Regions from separate parts of the Homo sapiens genome. Here region 1 is linked to region 2. The links are chromatin loops, found by intact Hi-C in ENCODE. Cell type or tissue: mammary epithelial cell. All regions are shown on one strand. Each heading gives the region's core, and the rest is flanking DNA. Links, peaks and the distances in the headings are about the cores only.

What was found. A loop is a pair of places that touch in the nucleus more often than their neighbours do. Peaks named below come from ENCODE experiments on the same cell type or tissue, not always from the same donor. Only the 100,000 strongest peaks of a DNase experiment are listed, where the experiment ranks them.
Region 1: it touches region 2 in a loop (3-fold over the local background); 5 of 110 quality-filtered maps call a loop at or near these places.

Annotation. Positions count from the first base shown.
Region 1 is chr17:28,460,145-28,475,981 of GRCh38, reverse strand. SLC13A2 (solute carrier family 13 member 2) reads right to left here and starts at 2,338. Exons shown (of 12, transcript NM_003984.4): 1 at 2,168-2,338. The coding sequence starts at 2,269. It also overlaps the pseudogene RPS7P1. In mammary epithelial cell, for the core only: no CTCF peak of the experiment used is centred there; DNase peaks (open chromatin) are centred at 4,791 and 8,311; H3K27ac peaks cover 633 bases.
Region 2 is chr17:28,410,429-28,426,265 of GRCh38, reverse strand. It overlaps LOC124903964 (a long non-coding RNA gene), which reads right to left and starts at 15,564. Exons shown (of 2, transcript XR_007065688.1): 1 at 14,955-15,564; 2 at 12,685-14,841. It also overlaps the pseudogene H3P41. In mammary epithelial cell, for the core only: a CTCF peak has its summit at 9,258 (motif pointing right); a DNase peak (open chromatin) is centred at 9,265.

The DNA of each region.
Region 1 (15,837 bases), core at 4,769-12,768, 50 kb before region 2:
GGGAGATGGCTGGTGTTCATTGGATAATACCAGTTTAGAGTTTAGGGCTGGGGTTACAGATTGATAACTCATTGGCATAGAGATGCTTTTTAAAGCACGAGATGGCATAAGATCAGCTAGGGGAAGTGGGGACCCTGGAAAACCTCAGAGTCAGATGGAGAAGGAACCTCAGAGTCAGGAAAGGTGGGAAGGGGCAGGGCTGGGCAGGAACCAGGAGAAGGTGTCACCAAAGCCAAGAGAAGACAGCACGGCAAAGACGGGGTGACAGCTGTGACAAATGCTGCCGAGGGACTGAGGAATGTGAGGGTGGCCCAGGGTTTGGTCACAAGGAAGTTGATGGGATCTGAGTCTTGGAGATGGGAGCTGACAAAAGAGAAAGTGCGCTTGTGGTGTAGACAGTGTCTTGAGACTTCCTGTTATGAGAGAGAGCAGAGAAAGAGGCACTATCCTGGAAGGAGCGTGGCCTTGAAAGAGAGCTCTTGTTTGTTTAAGATGAGAGATATTACAGCACCTCCGTATGTGGATGGGGGAGATCAGGCAGAGAGGAAATATTTATCTTGTAGGAGAGTGAGAGGACAATTGCAGGAGCAAAGTCCTTGAGAGGGGCTGGCCTCTCCTAGACAGGACCAGAGTCAGGATGGGGCTGGCAGCATCTGTGAGCCAGAGGCAGGTAGCAGGGCCAGATACGGTGCACAGAAGACAGGGGCTCCTAACACATCCCAGTCTCACCAACAGGCATGGCTTCTAGCACTGACTCAGGATTTCCTGTGTGACCTGGGCAAGTTACTGAATCTTTCTGTGCTGTGCTTCCCCAGGTCGAGGGGAATTGGGAAGAAATCAAAATCCCTGTCTGGCTTCCCTCCTGGGGTTAACACACTTGCCCCAGCCTGTCGGAAAACCCATCTGATGGGTCCCTAGCACTGAGATGCCACCGGCTTTGGCCTGAGATGAAGGTCATCTCAAAGGTCAGCTGGGCCTTGTTACTGACCAGGTGTCAGGGGCCCAGGGGCTGTGCCACTATCACCCCCAGTCTCTCACCCCTTTGGGATACCATGAACAAAAAAGTCTGACTCAATTTCTCTATCTATGACAAAAGGAAGAAAATGGCTTGATGGGCAGTTCTGGGGGTGTGGGGTGGGGCAGGAGGCAGCAGGGTGGAGAGAAGACATGCTTTGGCACCAGATCACACCCCCAGCTCTGAACCTCCCAGCTGTGTGATTTGCCAGAGGCCGACTGACTGAAGATTGAACTTCAAGGCCTTCCCCCTGGACCCTTCCCAAAGCCCCAAACTAATTTCAGATTAATACTTTTGTGTCCTTTTTCTTACAGAGTGGGGCCCAAAAGTGTATAATATCCAAGTTCCATGAAACTTGGATCTGCCCTGGGACTTTGACTAAGTGACTTAACCTCACCTTCCCCATTTGTCAAATGGGACAGTCAGGCCTGACCTCTTAAGATGGTGGAAAAGGTTACTGGGTGCCTAGGGCAGGGCAGGCATTGGCGGCTTGATTTAATGAGAGATGAAGTTATGACTTCTGCTGGGGGCGGAGGAGGAGGCAGTGACGCCTGGTTGTGCCCAGCTCCCCCTCCATCCAGGGCACAGTTTTTGTGCTGTCTACCTGCAGCGGTCCCCTCTTCCAACTCCCACCCCTCCTCCTCCACAGACTTAGCCCTTGAATCCACAGGTGAACTCTTTCTCTTCCTGTTTATGCTCTTAAAGATGCAGACCGCCTGCAGCCAGCTTTCTCCTATTCTCCTTCCAACCCTCTTCACTCTGCTGCTGCTTACCCAGCCGTCCCCTCCCCACAGCCAGCCCATCTCAGCCGCCATGGAGCCCAGTCCAGGGCTAGGTGGGCACACAGTAGGTAGATCAGCTCCATCTGCCCCCCTTGCATCTTGTTGATGGAACTGGTTTCCTGTTTCCTAGGGCAGTAGGTTGCAAACCCACCTAAGTAATTCACGCTGGGCTCCTACAACTGGGTGCCAAGCAAAAGCCCCTTTGACCTCCTAGCCCTCAGTCCTCAGGAGGAGCAGGGGGCGATAGCCTCACTTCCAGGGCAGGGGCAGTGAGGAAGTTATGCTGGATCCTAAGGATGCCCAACCCCGGCCCAGACAGTCCCTCCTCTGCCCCCTGGAGTTATCTGTGCTCAGAACACCAAGTCCTTACCTTACTGGGGACGAGGATGGGCAGAGGCAGCAGGAGAATGGGCACGAAGAACACGATCAGGTAGGAGCGATAGGCCCACAGGGCCTGCCAGCAGGTGGCCATGGTGTGGAGCAGCAAGGGCTGCTACAGCCACTGCCTCCAGGAGCTGGGTAACAGAAGGACCAAAGATGCAGCCAAGCAGGCAGGTGGCAGGCTTATATAAAGCCAGTTGAGTGTTAACCATTGACCCAGTCTGGCAATCAGAGTGTTTTTGGAGTTGGGGAGGTGAGAGTAAGGAGGAGGGACCCACAGGCGGAGTAAAGATCAGGAAGGGAGAGGGAGAAGGAAGGAGGAAAGAACAAGGATTAAAAAACTTCAGGTTCCTTCAAGAAGTTAATCCCAGCGTTAACTCCTTCTGTTCTTGGAGGCTGCTGAGGGTGGTGCTGGAGGAGCTGGAGAAGGAAGGAGAGTCCCCCAGCCACCCTCCACAGGCAGCCCCCAAGCCACCTCCGCTGGCCCGGCCTTTCCTTTCTGCTGTTCTCCAAAGCTAGGTTCTCAGCTGAGCACTTTATGTGACAGCCTGGGTGGGGTGGCCCTGCCCTGCCCACAGAGATGCCCTAGGAATTTTCAGTCTAAGATTGACAGTAGCTAAGGCCTGGAGCAAGTCCTCCTCCTCCTCCTTCCAGGTATCGAGGACCATCAAAGTCCCTGGTCCTGACTACATCTTGTGTGACACTGATCCACCGACTTAACCTCTCAGAATTAGCCACTTCCTTATTCTGCAGTAATATCTTGCTATTGTGAGGCTCAAATTAGACAACTTATATATGTTGAGCTTTGATGCATGGCAGGTGTACGATGAAGGTTAGTTTCTTTCAGGCTCTTCCTAGCCCCCTCGCCCCCCAGCAAAGATTGTCTCTTATTTTGGAAACATACTAGATCTCTCATTTATCCATCATCCATCCATCCATCCATCCATCCATCCAACCATCCATCCATCCATCCCTCCACCAAGCAAGTATTTAGTACCAATTATGTATTCAGCCCTGTGCTCAGTGCTAAAGATACAGAGATTAAAATGCTGCTGCTGCTGCTGGTGGTAAAGACTGACATTTGCTCAGCACTTAGTACAAGTCAGTTACTGTACTTCATCAACTCGGTAACTACACCATGGGTTAGGTGTTACTATTCCATTTAACAGATGGGGGAACTGAGGCCAAAGGACATGGAGCCAGCCAGAATTCACACATGCATTATGGGTATCCTGAGGGAGGTCCAAACCAGGGCAGAAGCTCTGGGTGAAAGGCACCAGGCAAGGGCTCCTGGAAGAGATGGCATCTGAGCGAAGGCTTGAGAGCTCAGTCTTACTTGGCACGAGGTGATAGGGGAAGGGGCACAAGGAGAGGGAAGAGTGAACGAAGGCCTGGAGGGTGGCAAGTGCATGCGTGTGTGTGTGTATGTATGTTGAACGGAGCAAGTTGTAGTTTGGAAGAAATTGTGGGTCTTATCTCTGGCCAGACCCTCAGTCTCCTGGCGCCCTCACCCCTCCTCACCCTGACTGCACGCAGTTGAAGGTCAATGCATGTTTCTGAGGTTATCAGAGTATGATGATCCGTGTGTGCTAGGATAAGGAGGCGGGGTATCAGGGAGAATGTTTCAGGCAGCGAAGACAGTCTGGGAAGAGATGCAGAAGCGTGGGGACGTTTAGAGAACAGAAGGTTCTGCGTGGTTGGAATGTGGATTTGCGGGGGACAGGATTAAGAGCTGATAACTATAGTTTTAGGTGTACCATAGCATGGCCTGGGCTGTTATGCCACCGAGACACTCCTGGAGCCAGTGGATCTTTTAGAGAAAGGCCCCTGGTGCTTTCTGCAGGGCGGTCCTAGAGGTCAGAGGGATCCAGTTCGAGGGCTCCTGGAGCGAGGCCAGGCTGGTGGGATGCTACAGTAACAGAGTACAGGCTAGCCACCCCAGCCCCCCTTCAGGCATGGCTCCTTCACTCCCACACAGTGGCCTGCCACCTGCCCAGGGCAAAGTAAGCAAGAGCCAGGAAGGACAGGGAGAGACAAAGGGTTTCAGACACTCAGGACAATGCCCCGATTCTATCTCACCTTGGTGGAAGCCTCTCCCATGGCCTGAGGCTTTTAAGGAGCCACAAAAAAAAAAAAAAAAAAAAAAACCAGGCCCAGCTTCACCATGTGTAAAATCTGCATCCCAGTTTACCTAACTCTCCATACCAATTCTGTGATGTAGGCTCAGGGCAGTGAGGTTACTCGTCTAGAGTCACACACCTTGTGAGTAACAGAGAGAATGCAGATTTGTTTCCAGGAAGGCTGTGCCCTTGGCTCAGCCCTCCATTCTCTGGTCTCCTTTGATGGAGCTGGGACAAAACTCAATGTTTTACTGAGACCCTCTGGCTTCCCCCTACAGCCCTCTTCTAAGACATAGGCTTTTGGGACCTTCTTTGATTCTTTTTTGAGGCCCAGCACTGGGGGGCTATTGCATCACCAGCAGCCAGGCCCCATCAGTGATGAATTCATCTCAAAGCAGTGATGAATTCCCAAGGCCAGCGGGAAGACTCCAGCTGTCATATTCATTACAAAAACTTCCCCTTTGCCTGGGAGTCATGGCCAGGGCCCCACTCTGCCAGGTCTTATTCAATATTCCCTTTTGCCCCACCCCCTTCTCCTTTAATTAATGCAGCAGATAACTGTGGTTTTTTGCATGGCTCCTAATGAACTGTGAGTAACATACGGTAGTTGCCTGGCTGGCTTCTTCAGTCTTTGCTGGGGCCTTCCCTGTGATGGGTCTCTGTACTATCTCAGGAAGGAGTCACTACCAGGAAACACCTACCCTGCACTTTGTCCATTGCCTCTCCTGGACAGGGCTATCGGAGATTGGCTGCAAGTCCTTGGGGGAGAGGAAATGGTCTCTGGCTTGCAAGAGCCAGCTTGTCCTCAGAAGCAGGTGGCTGATAAGCTGGAGATAGAGCTGGGGCTGGGTCACAAAGGTGGCTTTTAGGAAGTTTATATCTGAACATGTGAGGCAGGCCTTAAGACAGGGGCCGTTGAGGCAACCCAGCATTGTGCAGGCTGGGCCTGGGGCCCACAGGGGCACAACTCCAGGGATCCTAGAAAGCCAGGATGGCTGGACATATTAGGGAGCATCAGGAATGATTTCTAAGACCTGAGACTGCCCAGCCTAGAGGAGAGAAGATAGGGTGTGGGCAGGGACAGTCATCAAATCCTTGATTGAAGAAGAAGGGATGTTCTCAAGGACAGACAGGATCACAGGATAGGGGGGCTAGGGAGGCACCTGGGCTGTTTTCAAGAAGACCACCCTCCCTCGAAAAGAAGTGCCCCTCCTGGGTGGCTGGCATGCCCTGGGGAACGGTGGACTCGGGGGTTGGGCATCGTGTTTACAGCTCTGAGAATCCCAGACCCCAAATCCGACTCCAGGTGCTCTGACCACTCCCCTCATCTTCCATTGCCTCTCCAACTGGGTCCACAAATTTTTTGTTTGTTTGTTTTGTTTTGTTTTGTTTTGAGACAGAGTCTTGCTCTGTCGCCCAGGCTGGAGTGCAGTGGCGCGATCTCGGCTCACTGCAACCTCCTCCTCCTGGGTTCAAGTGATTCTCCTGCCCCAGCCTCCCGAGTAGCTGGGACTACAGATGCGTGCCACCACGCCCAGCTAATTTTTTGTATTTTTAGTAGAGACCGGGTTTCACCATGTTGGCCAGGATGGTCCCAATCTCCTGACCTTATGATCCGCCCGTCTCAGCCTCCCAAAGTGCTGGGATTATAGGCATGAGCCACTGTGCCCAGCCACAAAATTTGTTTTATACGTGTTCAAATCCACCCCCCTCTGCAACTCGCGAGGTGCTCAAAAGGTGCCTAAATGTCCCTATAAGATCCAGTTCTCCCTTTCCTCTTTCGCCTCAGCCCTCACCACTCCTGCCTGCAGTCAACAATATGCCAGACTCAATTGTTTTCAGATCCTCAGTTGGGTCCTGCAGTTTGTAAAATCTCCAGGCAGTTCCCACGCTCTTGCTTCTCCTAAGCATATTCTCCCTGACTCCTCCTCCTTACCCTACTGGTTCAGTCTTGTTTACCTTTCAAGCCCTAAGACCGAACTTTCTTTGTGAACTCTCATCACAGACAGGATCAGGACCCCTGCAAAGTGCCCTAGATATCAAAACACATGTCACGCTGCATTGCATTCTCCTGATAACCCATCTCTGTCCCCCACAAGACTACAGGCTCCCTCCGGGCACAGACTGTCTGGACGGACCTGGCACAGAGCTGGTACTCAACAAGTACGTGTTGAAAGAATGGATGGCTGGATGGGTGGGTAGATGGGTGGATGGGATGCCCATAAGATAATTTGTAAGGTTTACGCCAGAGAGCCAAGCCCTCCTTCCAGCATGTTCTGGAGCTAGTCCCCGGAGCTTCAGGCCGGACATATAGGGGCCATTGGTCAGACCACCAGGCAGAGAAGTGAATGGATTTTCATTACCATCAAGACCGTGATGAGGAGATAGGGAGTAACCCTTCCAGAGCCAGCCCTGTTGGAGGCTGGGCAGGGACCCAGGGAGTATTCTGATCCTAAAAGAGATCCGAGGCTCATTTATACACAATCAGTCCAAGAACCACCTTCTTGCATCACCAAGTAGCAAGGCCCATTCTTTCTCCTTCTAAGTCTCCAGGCCCAGCTCTCTTTAAACATTGTGATAAAACACACATTTTAATGACCACCTGAAACCTTTTTCAGTGTACAGCTCAGTGCTGCTAAGTATATGTACACTGCTGTGCAACCAACTTCAGAACTTTTCATTTTGCAAAACTGAAACTCTATACTCATTAAACAACTCATTTCCTCCTTCCCCCAGTCCCTGGCAACTACTTTTTTACTTTATGTTTCCTTGAGTTTGACTAGTCTCAGTACCTCATAGAAATGAAATCATATGGTTATTTGTCTTTTGTGAAAGGTGTATTTCACTTAGCATAATGTCCTTAAGATTCATCTATTTTGTGTATGTGTCAACATTTTTATGGCTGAATAACATCCCATTCTATGTATATACCACATTTTGTTTATCCGTTCATCTGTCAATAGACATTTGGGTTGCTTTCACCTTTTGGCTATTGTGAATAACCCTGTTATGAACGTGGGTGTACAAATATCTCTTTGAGACCTTCCTTTCAATTCTTTTGGATATATACCAAGAAGCAGTATTGCTGGATCATCTGGTAGCTCTATGTTTCGTTTTTTTTTTTTTAAGGAAATGCCATGCAGTTTGCCACAGCAGCTGCACCATCTTACATTTCCACCAACAGCGCACAAGGGTTCCGATTTCCTCACAGCCTCAACAATACTCATTATTTTTTTTTTTTACTGTGAATATATACTTTTTATTTAGTCATTTTTGTTTACAATTGAAACTCTGGGAATTCAAAATTAACATCCTTGCCCGTGAGCTTCTTATAGACACCAGAAAAAGTTTCAACCTTGTGTTCCACATTGTTCTGCTGTGCTTTGTCCAAATGAGCCTTTATGAGCCGGCTGCCATCTAGTTTGACGCGGATTCTCTTGACCACAATTTCGCTTGGGAAGACCAAGTCCTCGAGGATGGCATCGTGCACAGCTGTCAGAGTACGGCTCCTGGGACGCTTTTGCTTATTTTTTGTACGGCTTTTTCGAGTTGGCTTAGGCAGAATTCTCCTCTGAGCGATAAAGACGACATGCTTCCCACTGAACTTTTTCTCCAATTCGCGTACTAGCCGGACTTGGATTTTCTGGAAAGATTTCAGTTGAGGAACGGGAACAAAGATTATGATAGCTTTCTGACCACCACCAACTTCAATTTCCTTAGCTGCCGTAATATTCAGCTCCCTGAGCTGAGCCTTGAGGTCCGAGTTCATCTCCAGCTCCAGAAGAGCCTGGGAGATGCCGGACTCGAACTCGTCCGGCTTCTCGCCATTGGGCTTCACAATCTTGGCGCTCGAACTGAACATGGCTTTCTCCTGGGAGAACTTGCCGAGCGCCGGCTTAGGAAGAGTGTTTTGTCTTTTTTAAAACAGCAGCCATCCTAGTGGGTGTGTGGTGTTTCATTGTGGTTTTGTGCTTGCTTCGGCAGCCCACATATTAAAATTGGAATGTTGCAGAGAAGATATTTCGTTGTGGTTTAGACTTGCATTTCCTTAGTGATTAGTGGTGTTGAGCAACTTTTCATATACTTGTCCACTTGTATATCTTCTTTGGAGAATGTCTATTGAAACCGTCTGCTAATTTTTAAATTGGGTTACTTGTTTTTTGTTGTTGTTGGATTGTAAGAGTTCTTTATATATTCTGGATATTAACCCCTTCTCAGACGTATGGTTTACAAATATTTTCTTCCATTCTGTAGGTTGCCTTTTTATTCTGTCGATTGTGTCCTTAGATGACACATGCCCAGCTCTTTTGAGGACTCTTTCTCTCTTTGTTTTCTATTTAAACTTTCGTTTGGTATTTATTTTAAGCTGATTTCACCTAGCTCAATGTTGTGAGGAGGCCCTAGAGATAGGAGGAGGTGGTAAGATTAATGCTGGCTTCCAATCTTTGGGTCCCTGAACCTGATTCCATTCATTCCTTATCTACCCATGTATTCATTCATTCAGCAAACACAGAGTTTTGGAATCAAACAGATCTGGCTTTGAATGCAATGTTTCTCAGTTCTCTCTCTGTAAAGCAGGGGAAAACTGGACATGTAGTCAAGAGAGAAGATTTGATGCTAGAAACATCAAACTAGAAACACTATGCAAAGGGCCTGCCCTGGGTGGACACTTCATAAACAGTAGCGATTGTCATTTCTCAGTGGCCAGCAGTGGGCAGATGCAGCCCTTCTCCAGGGTCCCTTAAATCTCAGGGTTAAGAGAGTTCAGCTTCAGTTTATTTTCCCAAGAGATTAAGTGCTGTTGACAAATCACAGCAGTGCTCTGACCAAGCCTCTCCCCACAGTGGCAGTGATAGTGACAAAGTCTCCCTCCTGTCATATGTTCTGACCCTGAAGGCAAGGAGGCAGGGAAGACACTCTGCCTAACAGGGAGCCAAGGGAGCCCATGTTTGTGATGAGCAGAGTTTCTGTGAAAGACCTTTCACCAAAAGCAGCAGGGTTGAATCATGTTGCCCTGGGTTGTGTGGCGATAAGATAAGCTGAGCTACTCTGCACTGTTTGAACCGTGGAGCTCTCTGACTAGAAGAGCTGCCTGACTGGGAAGGCTGCCTGGAAGAGGAGCGACGCTTCATTAGTCCTTCCCCTCTTGCCAAAGAATCCTCCTCTCCTGGAAGCCTAGGAGGAGCTTCAAAGCAGACGAGGTGGGGAGGGGGTCCTGGGGTTCTGGACCCCACTTCTAACCCTGGCTCTGCTCCCCACTGCCTATGCCACCTGTTCCTGGTCTTTGCGAGTCTCAGCTCCTCATCTGTAGAATGAGCATAGGAAAAATACCTGGAAGGTGCGCGGTTTATGTGAGAAGATTCATGAAGAGTGCCTGGCACGCGTTCGGCCCTGAGCAAAAGCTGATTTCCTTCTCCTCCCCTTCCTCCTCAGCCTCTGCTTGCAACTCCACTCTCCAACTTCCACAGGCACAGGCGTGCACCCCCCTGGCTCAGCATCCTTGGGACTCCCACGCTCTCCCCTCCCTGGCTGCACAGAGCCTTGACTTCCGGCTTGTGTTGCCTGCCTCCTTTTCCCTCCAGGAGGAGAACTTTCTCATCCCTCAGGAGCAGCTCCCACCTGCCACCCTTGCCTGATATTGTGGCCCATCTTGATGACACTGTTCCCAAGCCCCTTTGAGGACATACTGCTCTGGTTTTTGGCACAGACCATACTTACTTTTGGTGGTAAGGATTTGTCCTTGGCATGCCCCCAGCGGGGCTGGGAGTCTGGAGAGCAGAGCTGGGATCTGAATCACGCACCTTGGGTGGGTAGCTCAATGCGGACCGCCACGTGTGCAGCACTCCATGTGCCCAGTGCTCTTCTTGGAACAGGGGTCTGAACGATGGTGGTGGCTGACAGATCGACCACACATGACTGACAGATGGATCCCCTGGTCCCCTTTTCAAGCATCCAGTACTCTACCCTTCCCCCACCCCATACACACATACTGACCTTCTTCCTTCACCAAGATGTCATAGTGGAGCCTCTTACCATTTAATTTGCAAAGCCTACAGGTCCCTAGGGCAGAAGGGCATCCACGCTCTGTGTCTCTCCCCAACCTTGACACCCTGAACACTGTATGTGTGCCCTTAGGGAAGGTACGCTGATAGTTCCCATCCCAGAGTGCTGGGGAGTAGAGCTGGAAAAGAGGCTAGAGATGATCCAGGCCAATTTCTTCATTTCATGCTGAGGAAACTGAGGCTCGGAGAAGTTGGGAGACTTTTGAAGGTCACACACATTTGGCACATCCTGGCCTAGAACTCAGGGGTCTCCCTCTATTAATTTTACTTTAACAATTTGTCAACATTAGTGAGTCCCCACTGTGGGCCAAGCCCCAGCTAAGCATTTTCACACTCATTCTTGCATTGAACTCGGATCATGTTGTTTGAAATTGATACTATTATCATTGAACAGAGGGGGAAACTCAGGCCTCAGAAAAGGAACATGACTGGCTCAAGGCTCATGGCTAGTAAGTGGCCAAGTGAGGACTTGAACCCAGATCCTTCAACTGCCAGTTTAGCACTCTTTCTGGCAACCTTGAGCCCCTCCTTGGCAATACCAAAAGGTTGCTGAGGGTGCTGGCACCTGTGCCCCGCTAAGAGGAAAGGCCCATTGAGATGCTGGGTGGCACAGATGATGGCAAGGGCCCTGAACAGTGGCTTTCTGGCAAAATGTGGCCCTGTTTTGCATAACATGCAAATAAAATCTCATATTCCTCAGGAATTCTGCACAACAGCTCCCTGGCTCAGGGTCGGCAGAGTCCCTGCTGAGCAAGCCTTCCTAGCCCTGGCTGGACTCACATCTCCTCCTAGACACCCCTTGCAATGCCAGCAGCTTCCATACCCAATCCTAGGGCCAATACTTTTACCTTCTTTGGGCTTTGGTCTCTTGGCCTCAAATGGGATGATGATGGTGTATGTAAAGGTATTTCTTAGTCCAGGCATGGTGACTCACACCTATAATCCCAGCACTTTGGGAGGCTGAAACGGGAGGCTCACTTGAGGCCAGGAGTTCGAGACCAGCCAGGCCAACATGGTGAAACCCCGTCTCTGCTAAAAATACAAAAAAATTAGCTGGGCATGGTGACACATGCCTGTAATCCCAGCTACTCAGGAGGCTGAGGCAGGAGAACTACTTGAACCTGGGAGGTGGAGGTTGCAGTGAGCCGAGATCGTACCACCAGCACTCTAGCCTGGGCAACAGAGTGAGACTCTGACTCAAAAAACAAAAAAAAAAAGGTACTTCTTTCTCCACTGAAACACTACTTTAGGGAGGTCAAGGCTCCATTAAAATACCTTTAGCCTCCACATATGCTTCACACTAACAACAGTTGTGGCTTGTGATTAAGCACCTACAACATTCTAGAACTTAGTTACATCCCTGCAACATCCTGTTTTATGGATAGGAAAACTGAAGCACAGAAAGGTTAAGCCAACTGACCTAGGTCACACAGCTAGTAAGTTGCAGAGCTGTGATATAATCTCAGGATCATTCAATTCCAATTCCAGGGCTTTTTCCATGACATCACAACATCTTTTTGTTTGCAATTCAAAGTCCTTCCTCCATAATCTGCCTCAACTTTCCTTTCTAATCCCAGTATCAATCAGACAGGCCCACTTAATGGTCCCCTCTGGGTTTACTACCTGGGGTAGTCTCCCCTATCTCTCCAATGGCCTAAATGTATACTTATTTTGGGGCCATTCGTATGAGTGTTTAGGTACATGTATGTATATGTACGTAGGGTTTGTGATATATATATGTACATATGTATGGTGCATATGTATTTGTTTGTAGTATGTGTGTTTGTGTGAATGGATTTATGAAAGTTAGTGTGTATCCTGGACTCATGCATGCGTGTGTTAGCATACTTCAGTTTATGACCAGCGTGGGCAACACAGTGAAACCCCGTCTCTACTAAAATTACAAAAATGAGCTGGGCATGGTGGGCATGCCTGTAATCCCAGCTACTCGGGAGGCTGAGGAAGGAGAATTGCTTGAACCCAGGAGGTGTAGGTTGCAGTGAGTTGAGGTCGTGCCACTGCACTCCAGCCTGGGTGACAGGACAAGACTCTATCTCAAAAAAAAAAATGTTTCCGTCTACACATATACTGTGTATTTCAGTGACTGGGGGAGCATTTGACAAGTACCATATGAAGTGTTAATATCATTATACCTAATGAGAGAGAAAAAAATCCTGACAGCTTGCAATTGGCCCATAGGGTAACCAACTGTCCTCGGTTTCCCAGGACTCTCCCAGTTTTAGCACTGAAAGTCCTGCATCCTGGGTAAGCCCTTGGTCCCAGGTAAACTGGGGTGGTCACCCTACTGGCCTGGCAACCAACAGCTAGGCTGTCATGTTCTTTGCTGAACATGACAAAATATCACAGAATATTGACATCAGATGAGGCTTCTCTGTGACCATGATAGAACAAGGCAAGATCAAGGACACTATGACACTCAAAATGACCAAGCATCCTTCTCCCTTGGCAAACATGAGTGACTACCATTTTCTTTCTTTTTTTTTTTTTAACCGACGACAACTCTAGCCCTGCTTGGACCCTCCTACCTCCTAGATAAAAATTATTAAGATGCCCAATGATCAAATTGCCCTTGCTTCCCGACAGTGCTCAACCCAGAACAAACTCTTGCTTCCTTAAATACCCTCCAAAATCACCCAGCACAATTCCAAACAAGCCCATCCTCACTGCCTCTTACTAAGACATCCCGCAGTCCCCCACGGTGTATGCTCCTTCACTGCAGCAAGTCAAGAAACCTAACTTTGTTCAATTACAGGTGTGCTCCTGGTGCTATTTAGTTACTGGGCTTTATCATTGAGTGAGAGTCTATCAAAATCTCTGGTGAGCAGAATGTATCCATTCAACCATCATTTGCTAAACAAACATTTTCTGAGTGGCCAGGTGTGTTGGCCTATGCCTGTAATCCCAGCACTTTGGAAGGCCGAGGCAGGTGGATCACTTGAGATCAGGAGTTTGAGACCAGCCTGGCCAACATGGTGAAACCCTGTCTCTACCAAAAATACAGAAATTAGCTGGGCATGGTGGTGCACACCTGTAGTCCCAGCTATTTGGGAGGCTGAGACAGGAGAATTGCTTGAATCTGGGAAGCGGAGGTTGCAGTGAGCTAAGATTGTGCCACTTTGCTCCAGCCTGGGAGACAGAACAAGACTCTGTCTCAAAAATAACCCCGAAAAGACAAACAAACAAAACACATTTACTGAGCTCTTAACTATGTGTTAGGGTGTCAGGCACTATGCTGGGCAATGGGGACAAACCTAGGGGAGTTTATGGTTTGGTGAGGGAGACAGACTATTAAATAATGACAAAAATAAATATGCAGTTAAAGACCATGCTAAGTGTTGGGATCCATATTTAGTGGGTCATGGGATATTTAACAACACCTAACCCAGCTTCACTGATCAAAGAAGTACCTCATTCAAATCTGGATTCCCCCGGCCCCCACACAAAAAATCTGGATTCCCCCAATCCTCTAAGAGCCAGCCTTCCAAAGAGCCTCTTGGGTTGTTAAAATTCTACCTGCAGCCGAAGACCTATTTGGAGTTGGAGGCACAGAGAGGCAGAAGTTCTCTATTTCTCCTCTCAGCTTTCTTCCTTTAAATGAGTTCATTGGGCCAGTCGTGGTGGCTCACGCTTGTAATCCCAGCAGTTTGGGAGGCTGAAGTGGGTGGATCACCTGACATCAGGAGTTCGAGACCAGCCTTAGAGACCAGCCTGGCCAACAGGATGAAACCCCACCTCTACTAAAAATACCAAAGAAATAAAAAATTAGCCGGGTGTGGTGGCAGGCGCCTGTAATCCCATCTACTCGGGAGGCTGAGGTAGGAGAATCGCTTGAACCTGGGAGGCAGAGGTTGCAGTGAGCTGAGACAGAGCCATTGCACTCCAGCCTGGGTGACAGAGTAAGACTCCGTCTCAAAAAACAAAACAAAACAGAAAACCAAAAGAGTTCATTGGAGCCCTGTGTCATAACTCTTATCCTAGGAGATGTTTAAGGTCTTAGTAGCAGCTAGAGATTGGGAAAGTGGGTCTTTGGTAAAGTAAGCCAAACTGGGAGCCGTGTCAGCCTGGCCAACATGGTGAAACCCCGTCTCTACTGAAAATAGAAAAATTTAGCCGGGCATGGTGGTGTGTGCCTGTAATCCCAGCTGCTTGGGAGGCTGAAGCAGGAGAATTGCTTGAACCTGGGAGGCAGAGGTTACAGTGAGCCGAGATAGCTCCATCACACTCCAGCCTGGGCAACAAGAGCAAAACTCGGTCACAGAAAAACAAAAACCAAAACCACCAAACAATATACAGGCCCTGGGACAAACTGTTGCCTGGAACGCGATGTCATTTCTCAGAGCCACACGCAGGAGGCATGGGCGTCACATGTAGGAGGCATGGGCCACCACAGGATTCCCAGCCCAGGCGCAGCTTGAGGGTGGGGTGGGGGCATGGCCAGGGATGGGTGGGACCGGGCAGCCCAGCTACGCACCTAACAGGTGAGCAGTATCTCCAAGCCGCTGCTACAGTGCCAGCCCCAATCAGGGTGCCCTGAACAAAGGCATCAACCCTCCTGACCAAGCATGAACTTGTGCCGCCCAGATTGGAGGCGTTTGTGGCTTTTAAGTTATCTTGGGGCCACATCTTTATATTCCACCTTTAGTCTGCCCTTGCCTGAACTTATTCATCTTGTGTAGTCTCATAGGCCCTGAAAGTCCTTTTTGAAACAAAGAAGTAAACAAACTGAAATGCAAGACTTAAACTGTACCTAATAACAAATATTTTATACTTCTCTAAGACTAAAGACTCTTAAACAAAGTTGAGACACGAACTTGCTGGGAAGAAAAATATGTGGAAGAGCCAAAGCAAAGTATATATAAAATATGAAAAACTCCTACAAATCACTAAGAAAATGGCTGAAAGTCCAATAGGAAAAAGGATTTGAGGCTGGGCGCGGTGGCTCACGCCTGTAATCCCAGCACTTTGGGAGGCCGAGGCAGGCGGATCACGAGGTCAGGAGATCGAGACCATCCTGGCTAACACAGTGAAACGCCATCTCTGCTAAAAATACAAAAAATTAGCAGGGGGTGGTGGCGGGCGCCTATAGTCCCAGCTACTCGGGAGGCTGAGGCAAGAGAATGGTGTGAACCCGGGAGGCGGAGCTTGCAGTGAGCCGAGATTGTGCCACTGCACTCCAGCCTGGGCGAAAGAGCCAGACTCCGACTCAAAAAAAAAAAAACAAAGAAAAAAGGATTTGAACAAGCAATCTGCAGAAGACATTAAATGACCAATAAACCTAAAAAAGCTACTGAATGTCAGCAATAGTCGAATAAAGCATTATTTGCCTAACAGATTAGAAAAAAATTTAAAGAATTGGTGATTGCAGGGGGAAATGGGCTAACTTTTGAGTGGTACTATAAATTTGTATGACCTTTCTGGAAGCAATTTAACAGTGACTATCTCAAAAAATAAAAAAT
Region 2 (15,837 bases), core at 4,596-12,595:
TGGAATTCGTCTTGCTGCCGAAGCCTGGTCCCTGGCATTATCTGTGGGGTGGTGAGCACTGAACCCACATATACTCCATAAGTCCTAGCCTGTCCCCAGGTGAGGTCGGCTCTGAACACTATGCCCACTCCCCATGTAGCCCCGGCCTGCTACTGCCCCGGCCTGGAAGGCCCTATGCCTACACCACCTGCCTGTTTGCTGGAGAAACTCTTTCCTACTCAACCTTCTAGACTCACCTTGGATACCTCCTGCTCCCGGAAGCCCATTCCCTGTCTGGAGCAGGCACTGACACAGAGCCCTGTACTTCCCCCATCGGAGTACTAGACTGTTGCTTCTCTGAGGAGAATATGTCTTGCCTCATCTAGCAGTGCCTGTCATGCTATGAATAATAGCTGGATGACTGAAAAAGTCATATTTTAAGACAGCAACAGGCATGGTGGCTCACTCGTCTGGTGGCTGTACTGAGCCACCGAGGATGCCCTGCCAGACAGGATGTTCTATGTATTATATGCCGTATAATATATAATACAGCCACACTCTGGCTGCACAGCTGCCTTCAGGATTACCTGCCGCAGGGCTCTGCTGCTCAGAAGCAAGCCACGAACAGACTCTGCCAGAGCCTGACCACACTTACCCTGCACAATGCACTAAATCTTCCCCATCCCGGCTTCCTTCATCTTCAGAATTTGCTCGAGGTATGACATAAAGATATCAGCATGGATAGCAACGTTTTCCCCTGATAACAATCTGTTCACCTTTCGATAGCAGCATCTCGCTCTGCCTGCCCCACTGGCTGCAGCCTTGCAGGAACTGTCGTCAAGATGCTTCCCTCCTTGCCAAGGGGCAGGCATGCAACGCAGGCCGGCCGGCCAGCCTCTCTAGTTCCCAGAACTGCCATCTTGGGTCGAGTGATGGAACAGAGTTAGAGCGCATGCCTCGTGATAGCAGCATCCTGTAAAGTGTGTTGGGTGGTTCCTGCTACCTGGATTCCCAGAATGATCCTCTTTCCTGTCCTACTTGTGTCCTGGTTGTTCAACATTCTTCGTATTCTGAGAGCTACCATTCAAAGAAATTCCTCAAAAAAAAAAAAAAAAACAAAAAAAAAACAAAAAAAAAAAACAAAAAAACCACACACAGCCAGAATTTGTTGCTATTCCCCTTGCAAGTAGAGAACATTAAATGTTACAAATGGGCTAAATCTAAGATGGTGACATGACATCTAAGGAATAAATGCATAGGCCAGAAAATGGGTCCAAAACCACCTGCACTTGGGCCACGTTGTGAAGTGAATGCAGGAGCAGAGCGAGGAGAGAGCTGGAGGGTCCCGGGAATGATACTGCATGCAGGAGCCACCAAGGCAGTGAGAGTGCCCTCTTCTCCCCAGTTAAGCCTTCATTAATTGGGACACAGAACCTGAACGAGTCAGGTGAAGCTCATGCTACGTCTGCAAGAAAGCCCATGTTGGAGAGAAATCTGGGAATTCCATCAAAGGAAGGGTGGTTGAGGGAGCAGAGTTGTTCAGCCTGGAGCAGAGAAGCCATGCGGTCTTTTTTTCTTTTTCTTTTTCTTTTTTTTAAGACAGCTTTTCGCTTTATCACCCAGGCTCAAGTGCAGTGGCGAGATCTCAGCTCACTACGGCCTCTACTTTCTGGGCTCAAGCCATCCTCCTGCCTCAGCATCCTGAGTAGCTGGGATTACAGGTGTGCACTACCATGCCTGGATAACTTTTGTATTTGTAATAGAGATGGGGTTTCACCATGTTGGCCAGGCTTGTCTTGAACTCCTGACCTCAAGTGGTCCTCCTGCCTCAGCCTCCCAAAGTGCTGGGATTACAGGCATGAGCCACTGTGCCCAGCCTGATGCTGCCTAAAATATCACTTTTTCAGTTATCCAGCTATTAATCATAGCATGACAGGCACTGCTAGATGAGGCAAGACATATTCTCCTCGGAGAAGTAACAGTCTAGTACTCCGATGGGGGAAGTACAGGGCTCTGTGTCACTGCCTGTTCTGGACGGGGAATGGGCTTCTGGGAGCAGGAGGTATCCAAAGGCGAGTCTAGAAGGTTGAGCAGGAAAGAGTTTTTCCAGCAAACAGGCAGGTGGCGTGGGCATGGGGCCTTCTAGGCGGGGGCAGTAGCAGGCCCTTGGACTAGATGGGCAGTGGGCATAGTGTCTGGCATGGAGTGGGGGCAAAGTGTGAGGGAGCTGGCACCAGACCGGAAAGGGCCTCAGATATCATGCCAAGGGAACGATCGAAGGTTTTTAAGTAGCGGAGTAAGAAAACGAGATGCATTTTAATAGATTACCATGGAGAAAGATTTGGAAGCAGAGCAAGTCTGGAATATATGAGACAAGACCAGGCACAGTGGCTCATGTCTGTAATCTCAGCATTTTGGGAGGCCCGTGTGGGTGGATCACTTGAGGTCAGGAGTTTGAGACCAGCCTGGCCAACATGGTGAAACCCCATCTCTACCAAAAATACAAAAAATTAGCTGGGCGTGGTGGCACATGCCTGTAATCCCAGCTACTCAGGAGGCTGAGGCATGAGAATCACTTAAACCTGGGAGGCAAAGGTTGCAGGGAGCCAAGATCATGCCATTGCATATCACGTCAGTGCACGCCTGGGCACATCAAGATCCTGCCAGTGCACGCCTGGGCAACAGAGCAAGACTCTGTTAAAAAAATAAAATAGAGTAGAATATATGAGACAAGTTAGGGGTTAGTTGGAATAGTCCAAGGAGGGTCTGGGATGGTGAAGTGACAGTGGGGACAGGGATGAGGACAATGAAAAAGCTACTGAGGTGGTGGAATAAGGGTGAGGGGAGGCAGAGAAGAGGTCACAGAAGGCCTCATTCACCAGGATAAGATGTTTTGGTGGAGTTTGGAGGGTGGAGGGAGTGACTAGTCTTGTAAAAAAGCCATTCTGTCTATGGCAGCAGAACCTTGGACACCCAGGTCTAGGCTCCCAAATGCTACTTTGTCAGGACAGCTAGACTGTGTTTGGTTTTCAGAGGCTGAGACACAGTAATCAAACTCATAAGGGACTGCCTGACAGGTCCAAACACCAACGTGTTAACTCTCAGTGGGAATCAAACTTTAAAAAGCCTGAATAGATCTTCCCAGGGACCTGCATGCATGTGCCAGTCCATCAAGCGCCCTGGAGGCCAGAAGGTCATCAGAGGTCACCAAAGGAGAAGAAAGATGAAGATGTGCAGGTGGGTGGCCGGGGAATCTGTAAGGATATTTATGAAAACTTTGAGCAACTTGCTCACAAGGGACTGTCTTGTCTGCTGTTGAATCCGAGGTGCCTGTAGAAGTGAAAGCTTGTGCCTGCCTGACTGCATGCAAATCACCCAGAATGGTAAATTCCATTCCAGGTAATTTACCCTGGAATGGATGAACTACCAAGTTCTTTCTTTCCCTTTGATCTCCATTTCCCAGATGCCTCCTATTTCGGGCCACTCTGGTGGATACATTTTTCTACTATGGGCAGTGCTTTTATTTTTATATACTGTGGAAGTCAAGGATATAAAAGTTGAGCAATAGATTTACATATCATATGATGGAATCCACTCTTAGAGCTCAAAAAATGCTATAAAATCCCTATTTATAATATAAATTTCATGAGTAATTTTTACACTGAGTATTATTCAGTGTGCACATGATTTTTTAGTAAATCTTCAGATTATTTCTATAACAAGCCAATGTTATTTTAAAAAGCAAACAGGGGCCAGGTGCAGTAGCTTATGCCTGTAATCCCAGCACTTTGGGAGGCCGAGGCAGGCGGGTCACTTGAGTGAGGCCAGGAGTCCGAGACCAGCCAGGCCAACACAGCAAAACCCTGTCTCTACTGAAAATACAAAAAAATCAGCTGGGCATGGTGGCACACACCTATAATCCCAGCTACTCAGGAGGTTGAGGCAGGAGAATTGCTTGAATCCAGGAGGCAGAGGTTGTAGGAACCAAGATCCGCCACTGCACTCCAGCCTGGGCAACAGAGTGAGATTCCGTCTAGGAAAAAAAATTAAATTAAATTAAAAAAAATACAAAAATTAGCTGGGCATAGTGGCACACACCTATAATCCCAGCTACTCGGGAGGCTGTGGCAAGAGAATCACTTGAACCCGGGAGGCAGAGGTTGCAGTGAGCTGAGATCATGCCACTTCACTCCAGCCTGGGCAATGGAGCAAAACTCCATCTCAAAAAGAAAAAAAAAAAAAGAGAGAGAGCGAGATTGAAGAGCCTTAAAGTGCTCTTAGAATGCAACACGTGGGCTTGTTTGAAGTCTAATTCAAACACACCAGTCATAAAAAGATGTTTTGTTGAAACAGTTATTGAGTACCCAGTATCAGATCGTGTCAAAGAATTGTTAAATTTTAAGGTGTGGTAACAGCACTGTGTTTATGGAAGAAAATGTCTATATATTAATATTTTAGAGATGCATGCTAAAGTATGTAGCAGTGAAATGACACTACACCATGACATTTGGCATGTCTTAAAATACTTGAGCAAAGGGAAAAATAGATTAATCTGTAGCAATATTTTGATAATAACTGTTGAACATAAGTGATGATATATGACGGCTCATTGCATGACTCTATTTTGCGTATGCTAGAATTTTTTTTTTCTTTTTTTGAGGCAGAGTCTAGATCTGTTGCTCAGGCTGGAGTGCAGTGGCACAATCACGGCTCACTGCAACCTAGAACTCTTGGGTTCAAACAATGCTCCCACATCAGCCTCCCAAGTAGCTGGGACTACAGGTGTGCGCCACTACACCCAGATAATTTTTTTGTATTTTTTTGTAGAGACAAGGTTTCACCATGTTGCCCAGGCTGGTCTCGAACTCCAGGGCTCAAGAGATCTGCCCACCTCAGCCTCCCAAAGTGCTGGGATTACAGATTTGAACCATTGAGCCTGGCCTAAAATTTTTAATAATCATAAAAGTTAGGCCAGGCTTGGTGGTTCACATCTGTAATCCCAGCACTTTGGGAGGCTGAGGCGGGTGAATCACTTGAGGTCAGGAGTTTGAGATCGGCCTGGCCAACATGGTGAAACCCCGTCTCTACTAAAAATATTAAAAGAAATTAGCCAGGCGTGGTGGCATGCACCTGTAGTCCCAGCTACTGGGGAGGCTAAGGCAGGAGAACTGCTTGAACTCAGGAGGCGGAGGTTGCAGTGAGCCGAGATCGTGCCACTGCACTTCAGCCTAGGCAACAGAGTGAGACTCTCTCAAAACAAAACAAAACAAAACAAAACAAATAAATAAAAGTTAAAGATGGAGTAAACAGTAGCAACAATAAAAGTTTAAGTTTCTAGGGCAGTTTCTTATCACTCAATTCTCATTTTCTCATCTTAGGAGACAGAAGAAATTTATTTTCAGGTTGGGAACAAGGACTTGCTGATGTTGATTTAAAAACATTTTTTTAGAGACAGGGTCTCACTCTGTCACCCAGGCTACAGTGCAGTGGCATGATCATTGCAGCCTTGGACTCTTGGGCTCAAGGGATCCTCCCACCTCGGCCTCCCAAAACCCTGGGATTACAGGTGTGAGCCACTGCGCTCAGACCCTGATGCTGATTTTTCAGCAGGAATTTTGTAGACAATTGATGAGTAGGAGATTGTGATGTGGGTGTTGATGAGTTTTAGTGACTTGAAAATTTTCAAGAGGAAAGTGAACGCAGCTTTCTTTGCTTGAGAAAGGATTCGGTAATGGGCTGGCTGTCCAACAGCTCTCCGCGCCTGGGAGGCAGCAGAGGGCAGGAGCGAGAAGTCTGGCTTTCCATGCAGACTGACTGGGGTTCCAGTCCTGTCTTTGACTCTTAATTAGCCACAGTACCCTTGATAAGTCCCTCAATCTCTGTAAGCCTCTGTATCCCCTCTATAAATAGGGAATGTAAGGTTTTATAAGGATAAGTTGAGATATTTCAATGTTTACTCCATAAATACTCATTAACCATTAGCTACTGCTATTATTCTTGCTGCATTTGGGTCACTTATATTTCTTTGTTGTTAATTCTTTTTTGTAATATGACTTGCAGTTTCCTAAAATATGTATACAGGGAAAAGTGAGAGGATATTCCACTATCCAGAAGCTGGATAACTGCTCACATCCGTTTTTACGGTTCTCTTTATTTCATAGGGATCAGCCCGCTCTCGCCACATAACCTGTAGGATCCCCAGGGCAGATTGTGAGTGATCCTTGCACTCACAACTAACATTCTTACACATCTGGAGAGTGATTCAAGTCTATAATAGCAAACAGGTAAAGTATATATTTGAATGGAGATTCAGATACACACATTCAAAAAGAAAAACGAGGACAGAGTATTTGTTCACTGTTGTTCATTTTTAGAGCGTCTGACATAGTGAACTTTTTTTTTAATTTAAAAGTAAACTTTAATGTCGAAAATGCAAACTTGGGGAGGGCAGAAAGACCACACACAAGGCTGCCACTTCACACTTGGAGGGTTGCACGCAGAGGCGCTCCTCACTTCCCAGATGGTGGGGTGGCCAGGCAGAGGCACTCCTCACTTCCCAAGCTGTTGGGCCGCCGGGGAGAGGCGCTCCTCACTTCCCAGACTATGTGGTGGCTGGCCGGGCAGAGGCGCTCCTCGCTTTTTTTTTTTTTTTTTTGGAAACAGGGTCTCTCTGTCACTCGGGCTGGAGCGCAGTGGTGTGATCATGGCTCACTGTGGCCTCGACTTCACTTCCCCAGGCTCAAGTGGTCCTCTCATCTCAGCCTCCTGAGTAGCTGGGACTACAGGCACAAACCACTATGCTCGGCTAACTTTTTCTTAAGTTAAAGATGAGGTCTTGCTGTGTTGCCCGGGCTGGTCTTGAACTCTTGGCCTCAAGTGATCCTTCCACCTTGGCCTCCCAATTAGCTGGGACTACAGGTGTGAGCCACTGCACCTGGCCATAATGTGCTTTTATGAGAGGTCCATCTTCCTCTCTCTGAGGATGCACAATCCACACGTTTATACTTCATTAGGCCATAAAGACACTGTAAGAGGCCAGGCGCAGTGACTCATGCCTGTAATTCCAGCACTTTGGGAGGCCGAGGCAGGCGGATCACTTGAGGTCAGGAGTTCGAGACTAGCCTGGCCAACATGGTGAAACCCTGTCTCTCCTAAAAATACAAAAATTAGCTGGGTGTGGTGGCAGGCGCCTGTAATCCCAGCTACTTGGGAGGCTGAGGCAGGAGAATTGTTTGAACCTGGAAGGCGGAGGTTGCAGTGAGCCAAGGTGGCACCACTGTACTCAAGCCTGGGTGACAGAGCAAGGCTCCGTCTCAAAAAAAAAAAAGAAAGAAAGAAAAAAAAGAAAAGAAAAAAGGAAAAAAAAAGCACTGTAAGAGACTCTGGGACTGGGAGCAGTGGCTCACGCTTGTAATCCCAGCACTTAGGGAGGCTGAGGCGGGCAGATCACAAGGTCAGGAGTTTGAGACCAGCCTAACCAATATGGTGAAACCCCGTCTCTACTAAAAGTACAAAAATTAGCCGGGCGTGGTGACGGGCACCTGTAATCCCAGCTACTTGGGAGGCTGAGGCAGGAGAATCACTTGAACCTGGGAGGTGGAGGTTGCAGTGAGCAGAGATCGAGCCACCGTACTCCAGCCTGGGCGACAGAGCCAGACTCCGTCTCCAAAAAAAAGAGACTCTGGGCCAGGCGCTGTGGCTCACGCCTGTAATCCCAGCACTTCGGGAGGCCAAGGGGGGGTGGATCACGAGGTCAGGAGATCGAGACCATCCTGGCTAACATGGTGAAACCCCATCTCTACTAAAAATACAAAAAAATTAGCTGGGCGTGATGGTGGGTGCCTGTAGTCCCAGCTACTGGGGAGGCTGAGGCAGGAGAATGGCATGAACCTGGGAGGCGGAGCTTGCAGTGAGCTGAGATTGCACCACTGTACTCCAGCCTGGGAAAAAAACAAAAAACAAAAAAATACTCTGGAGGGAGAGGGACAAGGTACAAGGCTTGGAAAGGAAGACCAGACACTGGCAGCAGCAAACTACCACTGCAAACAAGGTCGAGAATTAGGGCTCCTAGAAGAATCCTATGTTGGTGTTCATCTGTGTTCTAGTTCACACCAGTAGTCCTGAGGTGGACTTTCAAAAAATCCTTAATTCACCATGTTAGAGATTTCACATTCCCATTTCTTCGTATTTAATTAATTAGTTTTAATTTATTTTTATTATTTATTTTTATTTTTGAGATGGAATCTCACTCTGTTGCCCAGGCTGGAGTGCAGTGGTGTGATCTTGGCTCACTGCAACCTCCACCTCGTGGGCTCAAGCAATTCTCTTGCCTTGGCCTCCCGAGTAGCTGGGACTACAGGCATAAACCACCATGCCCAGCTAATTTTGTAATTTTTGTAGAGACAGAGTTTCACCATGTTGCCCAGGCTGCTCTCGAACTCCTGGGCTCAAGCTATCCTCCCATCCCGGCCTCCCAAAGAGTTAAGATTATAGGCATGAGTCACTGTGCCTGGCCAACAGGTTTATTTATAATTATTATAAAGTTGTACTGCTAAAACTTGTTCACTGAAACATTCTGACTTGCATTGATGCTTTACCTCCCTGCATTTATACTAAAAACTCATACACAGATGAAAATGGGAAAACGGCCAATTGATTTCTCTCCCTTATTTTTCTACTCTCAATCATATACTTAAGACCCTATGGGAAAAAAAACCTGACATTCAGAATTACCAGTAATAGGAAGAAGAGAAAAATATTTTGGGAATGAAGTGTTTCCCATCATAGTTAATTCTTAAGCACGTTCTCTACGTAGGCAGTGTGTTAGCTGGATGTCTTTTGGCATAGTTGTTACACGTTTGGCATGGGTTGCACACAACTCGGTGTCTTCAAAAGGCCAAACAGACAGGCCTCACTTCCCTCCTGCAAAACACCAATAGCTGCGCTCTGGAAGCACAGATCTGTTTTTTGTTTGTTTGTTTGTTGTGACGTGCTTTCACCATGTTGGCCAGGCTGGTCTCAAACTCCTGGCCTCAAGTGATCCACCCAAACTGCTGGGATTACAGGCACCAGCCACCTGTAATGGTGCATGTGCCTCTGGGCACGTGAGCCCACCGTGCCCGGCCAACACAGATCTGTTTTAAAGTTCTGAGCAACTTTTCACACCAGACATTGGAAGGGAAGTTTGCAATCAGAGGTTTGGTGGACTTCTGAGCATGTCTACGTTCCCGGAGTGCCACAGTGGCAAGCCTGTAAGGATAGGGTTTCTTCATCTCTGCAGTAGAGGGCGCACTCTTGCAAGCGGCTTTTGTAGTCAGTAGCTCCCTGGGTGCTTTACCACAGGTCAATTTCAGGCAATTGGCTTTGTATCAGCCATGGTATAGAGACCTCCTTACTCACTCGCTTCTCCTTGTATAGAGTCCTCCTTTATCCTTCTCCTTGGGCTGTAGCTCGGCGAGCTAGAGGAAGCTCAGGGTTAGAGAGCAACAGTGGCATGGCTGCAGCTGCAAACATAATTGACTTCCTATCCTTACCTGAAAGATATCAGCACTAGAGTCGGCCCCAGTGTTCTCCGTTTTTCCACTCACTCTCATGAAATAAGGGCAAATGTCAGCCAAATGTCAAAATAACTGCGTAAAAAAAGCTAAAGTGAGCCGGGTGTGGTGGCTCATGCCTGTAATCCCAGCACTTTGGGAGGCTGAGGCGGGCGGATCACAAGGTCAGGAGTTTGAGACCAGCCTGGCCAACATGGTGAAACCCTGTCTCTACTAAAAATACAAAAAATTAGCTGGGCGTGGTGGTAAGCGCCTGTAATCCCGGCTACTCGGGAGGCTGAGGCAGGAGAATCGCTTGAACCCAGGAGGTGGAGGTTGCAGTGAGCTGAGATCATGCTATTGCACTCCAGCCTGGGTGACAGAGCAAGACTCCGTCTCGGGGAAAAAAAAAAAAGACAAAAAGAAAAGCTAAAACGGAGAAGGCACCACAGGACAGCCTCAAGTGAGGCAGGGCTGTGAGGCTGTGCCAGTTTAGCCTACCACAGGGGGCTTAGGAGCATCGGAGTTAAACATGAAAAAATCAATTCTGGGCCCATGGAGGGTAGCTGGCTACCTGGACAGGTTAACACCTGGGGAGTGCGTCTGCTGCTGTCATCCACCTAACCAGCTAGGCCTGGGCGGGGTTGCACCTTTTGCCTTCTCACTACCCCTGACTGGGTTTCAGCCTCAGATATGCTTCCCTGAGATTGCACTGGCCATAAAGATTAGGCCTGCCTGTCCCTAGTGCACCCCAGTTCCACCTTTGAGAGAAGAGCTACTCTCATCCCAGAATGTGTTGCATCTTGCTTGTTGGAGTCTCTAAGGATTACCTTATCAAGAGGCACCTTTGCTTCATTCCTCAGTATTAAATGTACAATTGATCCTGACTTAACCCATTGTGATCTGACTTCTATTTTTTTCCTTTTTTTAAAAAAAGATCTCACCTGCTGAAACTTCTGGGGTGACCACTGTTGAGTTTCAATTGCCAACGTTTCCCTAGACCTCTTTCTGTAGTACCTGGCATGTCACCACTCTCATCTGCAATTCTCTCCTTTTGGTTTAATGCTCCCTTCTGCTGCTTCTCTTCTTCCTCTCTGCCTGCTCCATCTTCCTCCCTTCATCCCGAAACGGTTGTGCTCCTTACTGACCCCTGCCTAGGCTCTCTGTCCCTTGTCATATCCTCTCAGGGTGGTCTGCTACTCCCAGGCTCTATCACACATATGCCGATGGCTCCTAGCGCTGCCCATCCTTGTTAGCTCTGGGTAGAGCTGCCCTTTGGAGCCCCCTCCACCAGGACATCACACAGGCACCTCAATCTCAGTAAGATCCAAATTGAACTCCTGAAGGTGAGGCGCGGTGGCTCACACCTGTAATCCTGGCACTTTGGGAGGCCAAGGCGGGTGGATCACTTGAGGTCAGGAGTTCGAGACCAGCCTGGCCAACATGGTGAAACCCTGCCTTTACTAAAAATACAAAAATTAGCTGGGTGTGGTGGTGTGCGCCCATAGTCCCAGCTACTTGGGAGGCTGAGGCAGGAAAATCGCTTGAATCTGGGAGGCAGACGTTGCAGTGAGCTGAGATCACACCACTGCACTCCAGCCTGGGCGAAAGAGAGAGACTCCATCTCAAAACAAAAACAAAAACAAAACCAAAACAAAAACAAAAAACACCCAACAAACTGAATTCCTTAGAGGCATCACCTGGCCCCTGCCGACTTCTTGACTTCTTCAGCCTCACACTGTCTCCGCATGGCTATAAAGTATAGCAGTACCAGATTGTAGTGGGCTGGCCACTAAGGTGTTCCTTATCGCTAATTAAATCGGCCTAAAATGGGAGAAAACAGAATGCTTTTCAGATGCTTGGAATAGTAGCTTGGTGTTGTGTCACAGTGATTCCATCGCTTTATGTTCAGAAAGCCTTGGTCCACGCCCTTTAAGAAACCTGGGATCCTCTTCCCAGGCAGCAGCACAGCACAGGAAAGGGGCTGCAAGCTCGAAAACCTATAGGACCAGGCATCCTCTATGAGTGGAGGTGGGTAGTGGGGGAGTGGTGAAGTGGAGAACATATCCCACAGCTAAAGGGAGGGGACAGTCCCTTCCCAACTTCAGCAAGGTATTGCCTGATGTGAATGTTGCCATCATTTCTGAATTTTCAAGGGAATGCAAAAACCTGGATTTTTCATATGAATCTTCCAATTGTTAGATGTTGGCAACTAATTCAAAATTTAAAATACACGATGTGAGCCGATTATTTTTTTGAAAACAAGTGTGAATCAAACAAAACACATCTGTGGGCCATATCCAACCCCTGGGTCACATGTCTGTGAACTATTGAGAGTACAAAGTGTGGAGGCTTTGGAGTCAGACAGACATGGGCTGAATATCAGCTCTGTTACCCTTTAGCTGTGTGTCTTTGGGCAAGCCACATAACCTAATTCCTCATCTATAAAGCAGGGATCACAATACTTACCTCACTGAATTATAATGAGGATAAGAGATCATATATGTAAAGTGGCTGGCACACAGCAGTTCTCTAACTAAAAACTAACTATTACTGATCAGCACTATTGACAGACCTACAAAAAGAATGTATGTACATGGTCAGCATAGGAAAGTATGGTACAGGAACACCACCAAGGAAGTGCCACAACACTTCAGTCCCTAGAGGGCAGTTCTCAGCGGTGGCTTTCCTTGTGCCTGCTCTCCCTACTGCAAATCATCCTCCGTCCCTTGGCTCTGATTTGCGGCTCACCTAGCACCTTCCCGATCCCTGCTTCCATCTTCTATTTCCCTGGCACTGGGAATAGGCAGCCCTAGATAAGTGATGTGGCCATTACAGCCTACGAATAGAAACCCCGTGTTAGAAAAGAGCCTTCTGATTTGCACCCCCGTCTTGCTTGAGTTTAGTTCTCTGGTGCACTAAAAAAAAGTCAGGTGCTCCAGGGCTTCACAGCTGGGCTTCTGAGCCTGGGACTGGAGGGAGGGCCTGACCAGAAGATATCCTTCCTGAGACCAAATGGAATCCCTAGACATTACCCTCTATGTCACCCCCAAACTGTGTCAGCCAGGAGGCGCTCCTGCAGGGTCTCCCAGAGATCAAGAGACCTGGGCCATTTTTCTTATTTGAGAATCCAGAGAAACTAAAAATAAAGACTTGCCAAGACAGGCTTTCATAGCATATTTTAAATATTTATGTTTAATAAATTAACACGTTGTAACACACAATATAATGCTACTTAGCTGTATTAGTCACAGCATAATTACAGAATTAATATATACATATATATTTATACATACACACATATATTTTCTTGCCCCATGGGTCCCCATGAGTAAATATATTCATAGAGAACTATAGAAATTGGGACACCAGTTAAAACTGTGTGACTTTTTTTTTTTGAGACAGAGTCTCTCTCTGTTGCCCAGATTGGAGTGCAGTGGCATGATCTCGGCTCACTGCAATGTCTGCCTCCTGGGTTCAAGCAATTCTCCTGCCTCAGCCTCCCAAATAGCTGGGTCTACAGGCACGTGCCACCAAGCCTGGTTAATTTTTGTATTTTTAGTACAGACAATGTTTCACCATATTGGCCAGGCTGGTCTCAAACTCCTGGCCTCAAGTGATCTGCCTGCCTCCGCCTCCCAAATTGCTGGAATTACAGGTGTGAACCACCACCTCCGGCCAAAACTGTGTAAAGTATGCTCTTCTTTCTTTGAAAGCATTGGTGGGGAGTTAATACAGGCAGGACTTAAGGGGTTATAATCCTTGACATAAGGGAAGAAGGCAGAAATGAAATAATATAATTCACCCAAAAGATAAGAGAGGAGAAGTAAAGAAACAAAACAGGTAGGAAAAGAAGAAAAGATTTGGCAAGGCTGGGTGTTGTGGCTCATGCCTATAATCCTAGCACTTTGAGAGGCTGAGGTGGGATGATTCCTTGAGGCCAGGAGGTCAAGACCACCCTGGGAAACATAGTGAGACACTATCTCAAAAAAAAGATTTTTAAATTAAAGGAAAGATTTAGCAAGATGGTAGACTTAACCACAACTACATCAGTAATTACATTAAATGTAACTGGACTAAACACTCCAACTAAAAGACCAATTTAGGGAGTGAGTCTCTGGGACTGAATGTCTAAAATTGAAACGCTTTGTGAACATGAGGCCTTGGCTCATTTTCCTTCAGGGTGTCCTATGATGACTTCAGTACCCCCAACAAAATAGGTGTCCTTGCTGTCTCTCAGAACTTGCCTTTCCCACTGTACAGAAAGCCCTTTATCATGTCTTCTCTCTGTTGTCCTGGAGACTCCTTTTTACCATCTCATGCTTCAAAATTCAGCTCCTCTGTGAATCCTTTGACTTTCTCTTGATGACACACACACACCTTCTCTCTGAAATTATTCATCCTACGGCATGCTTTTGTTATTGTTATTTGAGATTTGTTGTGCTGCTTCCCACTAGCCTGAGGACTCATAGAAGGAAGGAATTATGTAAATTCTTGTCTGTAACCTCAGCACCTAGCAGTGGGCCTGGCAGGCGGTAGATGCTAAATGAATAGATGGATAGATGCAAAGGCTCTAGCAAAAGGAAAGTGTTTAAAATGAAACCAAGGGCAGGAGGCCAAAGACAGAAAGTGTTTTGTGAAATCTCCCCCATGCGGTAATGACATCTTTATGCACTTAATGCACCTCTAGCCCTGTACTTCTCTGAATTCTGGGTAGCATCCCTCTGTAAGGCCCAACTTTTCCTCTCACTTGGGACAGCCTCACTTCTTTCTGGTGAAATCCCTCCTACCTTCAAGCCCAGTTCAACAGCAATCATCATCTCTGGCACCTGGACACAGCCACATAAAGTTCACAGCCATACATATTTTCTCATTTGACCCAAACATCCACCCCATAGGTAGATATTATTACTTCATTTTTCACAGACAAGGAAATAGAGGCCCAGAAATTATTTCATTGATGAGAAAATTGAAGCCAGAAAGGGACTTGGTCAAAGTCTCACAGCGATGGGGGCATAGTTGCAGCTTCTACTCAGTGCTGGGAACACCCTTAGTTGTGACAAGGATGCTGCTTTGACTTTTAGGGTTGCTATGTGAGAAGCAACATCTCAAAAAGGAAAATAGCTTTTCTCTCATGCTGTCTCCTTCCTTCCTCTCAGTGTCTAAAATCATGAAGAGCTCTTTGGAAGCTGTAAGTGGCCTCTTGCAAAAAGGAGGCATAGGTTTTGGGTGGAGGCTGTGATAAGACTGCTGTTTGGATGAAGAATCCCTGTTGCAATCTTCTCTGTCACAGTGGTTGTATAGACAGCCTCTCGTAGGCATTATCCAACTGGAAGCAAAGAGAAACCCTTATGACTTCCAGGCACTTCCCCAAAGCCTCTCAAAATTTACTGAGTACATATCCTGGGGTTGGACAACACAGTTTTTAGTGCCAGTACTTACCATTCCCAAGCCCATGGCAGACATCAAGAATGAATCGCAGGACTCCTTCCCACAAAGCTGGAAAAATAGCCCATCTCAATGTAGCAATCCAGACAGATTCAATCAATTGACTGGAGTTGATGCATGTCATCAAAGTTATTTAACATTTTATCTTATTGCATGTCAAGCCCAGGGATAGGGAATACAGAGGTGAAAAAAATTTTCTCTGCCCTCAAATCTGGAGGCAGGACATAGGTAGGGGTTAAGAGGAGACAAACCTGGGAACACATATTTATAACCAGGTTAAGTTTAAAACCAGGGTTAAATGTATGAACCCAGTATTGTGGAAGTACATATTAGCCAATGACTAATTCCGCCTAGAAGTGAGACACAGAGGTGGGTTTTGAAGGATGAAAAGGAGCTGAATAGGCCAAGCAAAGTAGGAAGGGTATTACTGGCAAAGAGACTAACATATACTAAGGCTTAGAATAACAGAAAGCACTAGAACAGGTAGGTGTAAGGAAAAGAAAACCTGTACCCAGAGTGAGAAAAACCATTTCCCTTCATCCCTCTATGCTGTAGTTACATCATCTGTAAAAATAATAATACCTGGCCGGGCGCGGTAGCTCACACCTGTAATCCCAGCACTTTGGGAGGCCGAGGTGGGCGGATCACTTGAGGTCAGCAGTTTGACACCAGCGTGACCAACATGGTGAAACCCTGTCTCTACTAAAAATACAAAATTAGCCAGGTGTCCCGGCACATGCCTGTAATCCCAGCTACTTGGGAAGCCAAGGCAGGAGAATCGCTTGAACCTGGGAGGCAGAGATTGCAGTGAGCCGAGATCACGCCATTGCACTCCAGACTGGGCAACAAGAGTGAAACTCCATCTCAAAGAAAAAAA